Linked DNA regions of Homo sapiens: regions 2 and 3 are each linked to region 1. A link is a contact called in ENCODE Hi-C or POLR2A ChIA-PET data. All regions are on one chromosome and are shown on one strand. Each heading gives the region's core, a stretch centred on a gene start or an enhancer-like site at or near the end of the contact. The rest is flanking DNA. Distances are from core to core; before and after follow the strand shown. Region 1 holds the start of MSI2 (musashi RNA binding protein 2). Region 2 holds the start of CUEDC1 (CUE domain containing 1). Region 3 overlaps CUEDC1 (CUE domain containing 1).

Region 1 (2,928 bases), core at 429-2,928:
GACCTAAGGCTGAATGAGGAGCAAAAGTTGCCCCCCACGCACCCCCACCTCCCACTCCCCTCCTCCAATTCCCCTCCTGCCTACAGCCCTCCACCTCGCAAGAAAAAACATCAAGGTTAACGGGGGAAGTGGAACGGGGGCAGGGAGGGTGGAGGTAACTTGGAAAATGCTGGTGCCTCCACTCTTTGGCCACCTCAGTTTCCTCTCCTCCTCCCCTTCCCTTTCTTAACGCTTTGTTTTATTCCGAAGAAAGCCCGGCACTTAGAAGAGATTTACCACCATCTTTCTAAGAGGGATCTTAAGAGTTTGGGGAGCTGGGAGTGTGGGGGAAACACACATTAAGATCAAAAGAAAAAAAAAAACTATGCGAAAGTAAATGAAGCTGAATGTCATTTTAAACAGAGAAAAAGAAGCGACGGGAAAATGACTTAAAAGCAGAGAGATGGGTATCTCTGTATCCAGAGTTCAGCTCCAATTAACAATAACCTCTGGGGTTACTAGGGGGCGGTGGGGGTGGTATAGAGCGCCGTTCGAGATCAGCCACGCGCCTGAGCCCCATTCTAATCCGCTTAGCTACTTCCGAAGACACCTCCAAAAATAAAACTTAAACTTTGTTCTAAAATAAAGACAAAATCCAGAAGGGAATGGTTTACCTGGAGCGTTTCGTAGTGGGATCTCTCATGACCATACATTCTCTAATTTCTCCAAATTTGCTAAAATAGTCTCTAAGGCTATCTGTAGAGAGAGAAAGAGAGAGATGGGGGGGGGAGAGAAGGTGTGGAAAAAAAAAGCAATGCAAATTTTGATCAAGGACAAAATCCAAAAGTAGTTTTCTGTTGTTATTCTGTTTTGTTTTTGCATTTTTTGCACACGCGGGGGAAATTCGGCAACAGAGGTCGCATAGAGGGCTCAGAAAGGATTTGCTATTTAAAAAAAATAACCTTGCACAGGAGAAGTGGGGAGCCAATGGCGGGGGGGGGGGGGCTCCTACACCGGGATAACAAAGAGCAATAAAGAAGCCAAGAAGGGGGGGACCCAGGCGTCCCCCCCTCCCTCCCTTACCTGGTGAGGTCTGCCAGCTCAGTCCACCGATAAACATTTTACTAGAGGGAGAAAACATAACAGAAGTGAGCACCGATGTCAGATCGGCCATTTTGACGTGTAACTTACAAAAGCTAAAAGGAAAGCGGGGGGGAGCGAGCGAGCGAGAGCCGGGAGGTGGGGTGGGGGAGAAGGTGACGGCGAAATGCAATCCAAAGGTGTGTAACTTCCACGGGGGGGGCGCGCGGGAGAGGCGGGGGGGCGCGGGAGATGCCCGGCTCCGCGCACCGCCGTCCCCGCCGCTGCAAGGAGAGCGAGCCCAAGGCGGCGCGGTGGGCAGCGGCTGGAAACTTACCCGGGGTCGTGCTGGGAGTCGTTGGCGCTGCCCGAGGTGCCTTGGCTCCCATTTGCCTCCATATCTGAGCCCCCCCGCCCCCCCACCCCCAAAAAACCAAGCCCCACAGCGATCGGAGCGGAGCGGCGGCCGGCTCCGAGCCCCGAGATCTCCGCTCCCTCCTCCCCCTCCTCCTCCCCCCCGCCCGGGCTCCTCCGAATCTCTCTGCGAGCGGCGGAGCCGGGGCAGCGGCGAGAGCCGTCACACGTGGGCTCGGCTTAGCTCAGCCCCGCTGCCTCGCACACCCCCCCGTCCCCGCCCCCCCGGCCCATCCCCACCTCTCCCCCTCCTCCTCCCCACCCCCATCTCCTCCTCCTCCTCCCCCTCCTCCCCGGCGCACGTGGGGCGGAGTTCTAGAACGTCGTGTAACCAATGCCGGTGACGTCACGCACCCCCGTGCGGCCCCCGCCTGCCCGCGCGCGCACACTCGGCCCCCCACGGCCGGACCCACAAGGGTGGCGCGCGAACCCCGCGGGCGGAGGGGACCCCGCCTCCGGGCCGGCAGGGCGCAGGGCGAGGGGGAGCGCACCCCGACTTCCCTGGATCACATGGGCTGCGGGGGGCGGGTGGATCGGGGGAGGGGAGGCGCGGGGAGCTTGCTGCGGCTCCTCACCCGGACCTGGGAGAAGACGCCCCCCACCCTCTCTAGTTCGCCCTCTCCATTCAAGTTTGCCGGCCCCTGCCGCCGAGATCCGGGAATGGCACCAGCCGCCCGCCCTCCGCTGTGCCCTGTTTCCAGCCACCGCTCAGAAATTTAGGTCAAGGACGTCGGGAGCAAACCCACACCCTGGCGCTCCTTTGGCGGCCCCCGAGACGCCCCAGGATCGGGGGGCTTCAGGATGGCGGAGACCCTCCTGCACAAACACCAGCCACAAGTTTTATTTTCCTTTTGCGCTGGAAGTTCTCTCTGGCTCTGGCTCCACACCGGCACGTCTTGCGCGGTTCCCCGCCCTTCCCCAGTAGAGGTACCAATCCGTGCCCGGGAAAGGTTATTTTGGAACTTTGAGAAACTGACGCGATTCCAGTGGCGAGAAAGTGCCGAAGAAAGGGTTTCCGCGTTAATCATACAGTGTTTTAAAAATGTAATAAGATAGGTTATAGGAGTCAAGGTCACATGATTGAGGTTCAAAGCAAATGTTTGTATATAACGAGAAGTACTTTTGGGGTGTCTCTGGGATGGATGGGAAGGGTGGTTATTTCAGGAAACCCCTGTGTAATCCGTTCGTTATATATTTTATTTCTCACCCAGCCTTTGTATGCCAGGATAGTAAAGTGCATGATACTGAAATAGCCCAAGACCCCTCACGACCTGCAGAGGTAGCTAGGGTGGCAGAAGGCTTCAGAATCACTCCCACCTTAGCAGCAGTAGTATTGTGCAGCACGGGTTCTGGCATACAGTAGGTGCTTAATAAATGCGGTTTCATACCTTCATGCACTGAAAACTCCAAAAAGACAATGTCTGTAGCCTTCCAAAGGCATCGCATGAAAGTTTC
Region 2 (2,928 bases), core at 272-2,771, 700 kb before region 1:
GAAAGTGACAAATGAACTGCACTATGGGTAAGTGTAAGGTAATACACTTGATAACATAATCTAGACTATATTGGCCAGGCGGACAAATCCTGAGCTCTCAGTTACAACCTGGGAAAGGAGCCAGGAGTCAGTATAGAGGCATGGGTCTGTCCCTTCGGATTAAGAATCTTTAACCTGGGGCCTGAAGACCATCTTCTGGGATTTCAAGCACCCTGCCTCCCCCGGAAATTGAATGCACCAGGGAGTGAAGTGTGGGGAGAGAGGAGCAGGAGAGAGGAGATCCTCAGAGGGGTTTGGAAACCCAGTCCTGGAGTTCCGTTCAACATGCTAACCTAACGTTGGGCCTCCCCGAGGAGGGTGTGGTTCTGAGGTTTCTCCCCCTCCCAGTTTCCCACCTTGCTGAAGAAACTTGCCCTTGACATGCAAATGATGGAAACACATTGGTGTCTGGGGCACTTTGGTTTGTGGTTTTTACCATCAGCTGTCTCTGAGGCTGAGCGTGTCGATCTGTCTCAGCAAGGCTAGCAAATTGCAAGCGCTCAGAGGAGGGGAGAGGGGGGCTATTCCTGGGGTTCTGGGCCCAGATGGGCAAATGGGTCTGTAAGGCAGACTTTTCCAGGAGGAGGGTGCAGACCCTTTGCAAGTTGTTTGGGGACAGAGCTTAGTTTGCATCTGGCCTTCTTCACCCTCCTCAGATCCCCTAGGTAGCAGGGTGCTTGGTGGTCACCACCTGACCTAGGCTACCTACTCCCAAATTGGAGTCTGAAATGAAAGCACGTGGGAAAAGTATAGCAAAGGTCAGTTTCCCATTTATTAAACAAGTTCTTCCGTGGAAAATCTTCCCAGGGCTCAGCAGCCCTTGAAGTGATCAGGGATGCTGGGGAGGTTGGGGGAGGAGAAAATGGGAGATGGCAGGTGGTATCTGTCGGTGTGGACGAGTGATAGCTTTGATTTGCTCCCCCTTCCCACCATCTCCTGTGTCCTCAGCATTTGATTTGGTTTCCTTTCCGGGGCCCTAATTCCAGGGAGGTGCCCCTCCTCCACACCTGTGTCCCAAGCCCCAGCTGTGCGTCCTCACCCTGGGTTCCTGGCACTGACCTGGAACCTGTCGGGCAGCCCTGCTCTTAGCTCCCCGCGGAGTCTCGGAGGTCTCAGGTCTCCTCCGCCCACCCTCTCCGCAGCTGGGAGGGGCAGGATGCCCCGCACCCCGCTCTGCGCGGGAGGTCGAGGCACCCCGCTCACGCCCTCCTGCCCGCAAGCTAGGGAGTCACTGCGGCCGGGGAGGGAGGTACACGGAGGGCATTTTTCCAGCCTTCACTGGGTGCTCCCCTCTCCACCCCCGGCAACCATGTAGGTTTCCGGACCCCCAGGTCCGCTTCCCTCCTCTCTGGAAAGGGGTCGGCCATAGGGAAAGGGCCCGGGGGCGCCGCAGCCGGGCCCCCGCCCCGCCCCGCCCGCAGCCCCGCTCCTCCCCGCGCGGCCCCACTTGTGGCCCTGCCGGCAGCCGCGCAGGGACAGCTGCATTTCTCGCCGCCCGCCGCTAGGAAGCCGGCCTCGCCTCACTTTCTCCGCCTCCCCGCGCCCCAGCCGCGCCGCCGCCGCCGAGCCTGGCCCCGCCGCCACCGCTGCGGATTGCAGCCCCTCCCCCGCCCGGCCCGCGGCCCGGCCCCTGCGGCCCGCGCGGAGCGGACGCGCGTGGCGCTGCCCGGTAAGACCCCCGCGCTCCCGCGGCTCCCGCCCGGCCCCGGGCGCGGTCCTCGCCGGCGCCCCGCGCGCAATCCCGGCCGCGGCCCCGGCCCAGCGGCCCCACCTTCTCGGGACCCGTTGCCCAGGCGCCGCCGGGAGGGCCGGGCCGTCGCGAGTTTGATTCCCGGGGCTGTCGGCGCGGCTCCCCGGGAGCTCCGCGTGCGGCAGGTCCCCGCCCGCCCTTCCTTCCCGAGCCCCCACCTCATCCCGGGCCCCGGGCGCGGGGGGCGTGCGGGCATCTGGGGGGCCGGGAGCGGGGCGCGCGATTAGACCGGGGGGCGCGGGCCAGCGCCGCAGGGAAGGGAGACGAGGCCTCCCGGAGCCGGCTTCGCCCGAGTCCCCTCTCCCGCCGCTCCCCCTTTTGTGTGGGCGCCCCTCCCCGCAGTGCCCGGGCCTGGGGGCGCAGGCTGGGCGGCGACGGCAGGCGGGGGCGCCTGCTGGGAGCCGAGCGCCTTTCAGGGGGAGGGGAGCTTCGCTTCCTGCCCCCCGCCGATGTCACAGGTCGGCTCAGCCTTTTTTGGTCCCTCCCGGTCCCCTGGGAGCTGTATCTCCCGTCAGCTCGGCCAGGGAAAGTTGGGAATGCGCTGTCCCCGCCCCTGCTCGCCCGCCCCGCCGGCTCCTGTGCCCCAGGCTCTGAGCTCCAAGGGGGGCTGGTGTCAGCGTTTATTCATTCCTCCCTCTTCCTTTTCTCGGTCGCGTGGTCGCCTTACACCCAGCACTGCCCTGCCCATTTCTTTTCCCCTTAAAAAAAGTTTTAGCTCTAAGAAACGTACACTGAAATTAAATTCCTGAGACGGAATGTGTTTTAAGGGGAGGGAGGGTTTAGATTTTCCTTTTTTTGGTGGAGTAGTGGAGTAGAAGATGAGGGGACTCCCTGGGAGTTTAGAAACAAGATGCCCTGGAGGCGATAGAGGATACAAGAAGACCATCCACCGTGCTCCCCACCTGATCCGCAGTCAGCGTCTTGTAGCGAGAGGAATGAGCCTTCCCTGGGTGATCCCGCAGCACCTGAGCCACCTGGCCCAGGAGAAAGGACTCAGGGAGATGTACTGGGCCTTTCACCCCTTTTCTTTATAGCCAGCTGTGCCTGAAGGAGGTGAGGGACCCCAGGAATTCTCTCACGGAGGAAGTCATCTCACCATGTGGTTGGGCCCCTGCTGGATCAAGTGTGAAGCTGGGTCC
Region 3 (2,928 bases), core at 126-2,625, 640 kb before region 1:
ACCTCCACCTCCCAGGTTCAAGCAATTCTCTGCCTCAGCCTCCCGAGTAGCTGGAATTACAGGCACCCACCACCATGCCTGGCTAATTTTTGTATTTTTAGTAGAGACGGTGTTTCACCATTTTGGCCAGGCTGGTCTTGAACTCCTGATCTCGTGATCCACCTGCCTTGGCCTCCCAAAGTGCTGGGATTACAGGCGTGAGCCACTGTGCCCTGCCAAATTCTCGTGTTTTACAGATGTAGAAGAGATGAGTGGTCCAGAGAAGTACCCAAGGTCACACAGCAGCGCATGACAGCATTGTCTGTCTCTCCCCTGCTCCTCCTCCTCCTCCCCTAAGGTCCAGTGGCCTCTTTTCTCCAATGGCTGTGCCCGAGGGTCCTCTTTGCCCTTCCTGGCTGCCTGGGGGTGGGCACAGGTGTGGCTGCCCAGCAGCTCTGGGGGCCTCGGGAATGAGGCTGGCTTTGTTGCAGCCCCGGCAGCTGTGGCCATTTGGGTCGAGTTTCCATTAAGCCTTTTCCGAGCCTTGGGCAGGAGCAGGAGGCTCAGCGTTTAAAGGTCACCCGGCTTTTGAAGCTGCAGCGACATTAATAGCTTGGGAAGAAAACAAGCCTTTGCAGGGGCAGGAGGACAAGGCGTCTCTGTCAGGGCTGCCTGAAACACACACACACACACACACACACATACCCTGAGAGCCTCTGTCTCTTGCTCTCCTCTTCCCTTCCTTTCACCCCCTTTTGGGGCCTCTTCAGCTCTGAAGCCAAGAAGCTCAGGCAGATTTCCCTGCACCCCACCCGCTCTGAGGTGACAATTGGCCGAGAATGCAGCTGCCCCAGCCCAGCAGCCTCTGCCATTACACACTTGAGGTTTCCGCAGGACTCAACCATGGTTACACAAGCCTCCCAGGGTCATATGACCTCATTCTGGCCCCACTGGCTTTTGCAGCCTGGATTCCCAATGAGACAGAGTGAGCCTGGCCTGCGTGTCCTCATACGGGAAATGAGAGCGCTGGCAAGTGGCTTGTCTTGCATGCCAGTTCTAATCACTTGGTCGTGGCTTGCACAGAGGCGGTGTTGCAAAGGGTTCTGAGGTTGTGTGTGTTCTGTAGGACAGTAATACCTGGGTGGATTAGTGATGTCTGCCAAGGATGAGGGCTAGAAGGTGGTGGCACATGTGCCAAAGATTTCCTGCCTAGGATTAAATGATTTGACAACTCTGCGGGTCTTGGGTGCTAAGACCCCTGAGGCAACTGGGTGGTTCTTCTCCCTTTTAATCAGGCCAAGGGTGGGGGTGGGGCACATTCTTGGGTTCTGAGAGAAAAGCCACTCTGGCCCTTTCCCTGGGAGCTGCCAGGGCCTGAGCTCTGGGACACCACCTAGTGGCCTGGCTTGGCAGCGCCACTGGGCTGTGCCAGATCTTAGGCAAGAAGCAAATCCCTCTGCAGGCAGGCATCACGGCAGTCACAGATGGACGTAGGGTCTGCTCCTTGGTGATTTTCAGAGGAGGGAGCCTGGGGTGCACAGAGACAGAGCTGGTCTGAGGAGTCTTACCCTCCTTCCAGAAGAGTGGCCTCTGGGTGGGACACAGGAAGGTGCTGGCAATTGGGACCTGTGGCTTCCTGTTCTAACTCCCACCTTTCAGGGTTGGGCCCTGGTCCTCCTGGGGGGCAGAATGGAAGGTCAAGTCAGATCTAGGAGGGGGTTAGCCTCCTGCCCCCTGGTGCTGGCACTGGCTTGGAAAGGGGCAGCCTGCCATCAGCCTTGTGTCCACGTCACTGGGCTGCCTTGGCCTCAGACCCCTTGTCTGTGAAGTGAGATAATAACGCATTCCCTTATATATCTTCTAGGTTTGTTGTGAGGAGTAAATGAGTGTGTAGGGGAGAGAGGGCTTTGGAAACTGAAAAGGCCCCCTCCCATCATTGCTGTGAGCCGGAGGAGGAAGGAAAGGGAGGGAAATCCACAGTTACAGCACTCCTCCATCTTTCCTTCCCTTCTTTACTCATTCGCCTAATAAATGTCTATTGACCATGCCAGGCACTGATTCGGGCACTGGGGATACCACAGTGAGTATAGCAAAGCCCCTGCCTTCATGGAGCTTACATTCTAGTGGAGAAGATATCAGTGACAAATGTATAATATTCAAGGTGGTCTGTTTCATGAAGAAGACAGGGAAGCCTAAAGGGTTAGGAACACTGGGATGTTGGGGGGTGGACTTGCCACTCTGTTCCCCCTCAAGGTGATGGTTGAGTAGGGACCAGAAGGAAGGGAGCCATGCAGATATGTGGGAGCAGAACGTAGCAGTTGGTGGAAAAAGTAAGTTCAGAGGCCCCTGGGTGGGAGTGTGCTTGGCTCGTTGGTGGACTAGCAAGGATCCAGGTGGCCACAGAGAGTTAGGCTCTGTCTGTATGTGTGCGTGCACATATGACAGCGAGGTGACATGGGCAGGACCATGTGGGTTGGCCACGGTAAAGCTCTGGGTATTCTGGGGACATGGGAGCCATTGGGAGGCATGGAGCAGAGGAAGGGCATGACCCCTGTGATGAGGGGTCTCTAGGCCAACACGTGGGAGGCAGGGAGCTAGGGAGGGTATGGTAGCTGTGGAGGTGGTAAGGAGTGGCCAGATTCAGAAATCATTTGGAAGACGGGGAAGACAGGCTTCGCCATAGATTGGACATAGAGTATAAGAGAATGAGAGCACTCCAAGATGACTCCAAAGGTTTTGGCTGGAGCCAGGGAGAGTTGCCATTAACAAAGATGGAGAAGGCAGGGGAGAAGCAGGTTGGGGTCGGAGGGAATCACAGGTCGGATGGATCCATGTTGTTGGAGCTGCTGTTGGATGTCCAAGTGGAGGCAGCAAGAAGGCTGTATGAGTGTGGAGTTGAGGGGAGTGCCCATGAGAGGTTGGAGCACATGAGAGCCAGTGTTCAGTATG

The links. Hi-C counts contacts between places; a loop is a spot of excess contacts on that map. ChIA-PET counts read pairs that join two places held with the same protein, here RNA polymerase II (POLR2A). Pooled maps may share reads with other maps.
Region 2: a pooled map shows a loop between it and region 1 (2.4-fold over the local background). The contact joins the promoter of CUEDC1 here to the promoter of MSI2 in region 1. A Hi-C loop is called at or near these places in 4 of 50 pooled maps. POLR2A ChIA-PET finds 5 or more read pairs at or near these places in 3 of 52 experiments (Panc1, activated T-cell and naive thymus-derived CD8-positive, alpha-beta T cell).
Region 3: a pooled map shows a loop between it and region 1 (2.8-fold over the local background). The contact joins the enhancer-like site here to the promoter of MSI2 in region 1. A Hi-C loop is called at or near these places in 1 of 37 single-sample maps with no recorded cell type and 5 of 50 pooled maps. POLR2A ChIA-PET finds 5 or more read pairs at or near these places in 2 of 52 experiments (HCT116 and WTC11).

The regions. Positions count from the first base shown.
Region 1 is chr17:57,255,273-57,258,200 of GRCh38, reverse strand. It overlaps MSI2 (musashi RNA binding protein 2), which reads right to left and starts at 1,678. Exons shown (of 14, transcript NM_138962.4): 1 at 1,397-1,678; 2 at 1,063-1,103; 3 at 654-735. The coding sequence starts at 1,458. It overlaps LOC101927510 (a long non-coding RNA gene), which reads left to right and starts at 1,205. Exons shown (of 3, transcript XR_007065860.1): 1 at 1,205-1,259. RefSeq lists a silencer at 1,494-2,123.
Region 2 is chr17:57,954,005-57,956,932 of GRCh38, reverse strand. It overlaps CUEDC1 (CUE domain containing 1), which reads left to right and starts at 1,521. Exons shown (of 11, transcript NM_001271875.2): 1 at 1,521-1,708. RefSeq lists a silencer at 1,597-1,666.
Region 3 is chr17:57,891,103-57,894,030 of GRCh38, reverse strand. The region is part of intron 1 of CUEDC1 (CUE domain containing 1); the gene reads left to right. Among named protein-coding and RNA genes, the nearest start is that of CUEDC1-AS1, 20 kb to the left of the region's middle. RefSeq lists enhancers at 1,012-1,061, 722-1,463. Within about 2 kb of position 1,375, at least 35 of the 41 ENCODE cell types and tissues checked have a DNase peak (open chromatin) inside an H3K27ac peak, as active enhancers do; they include HCT116, where a contact is called at or near this core.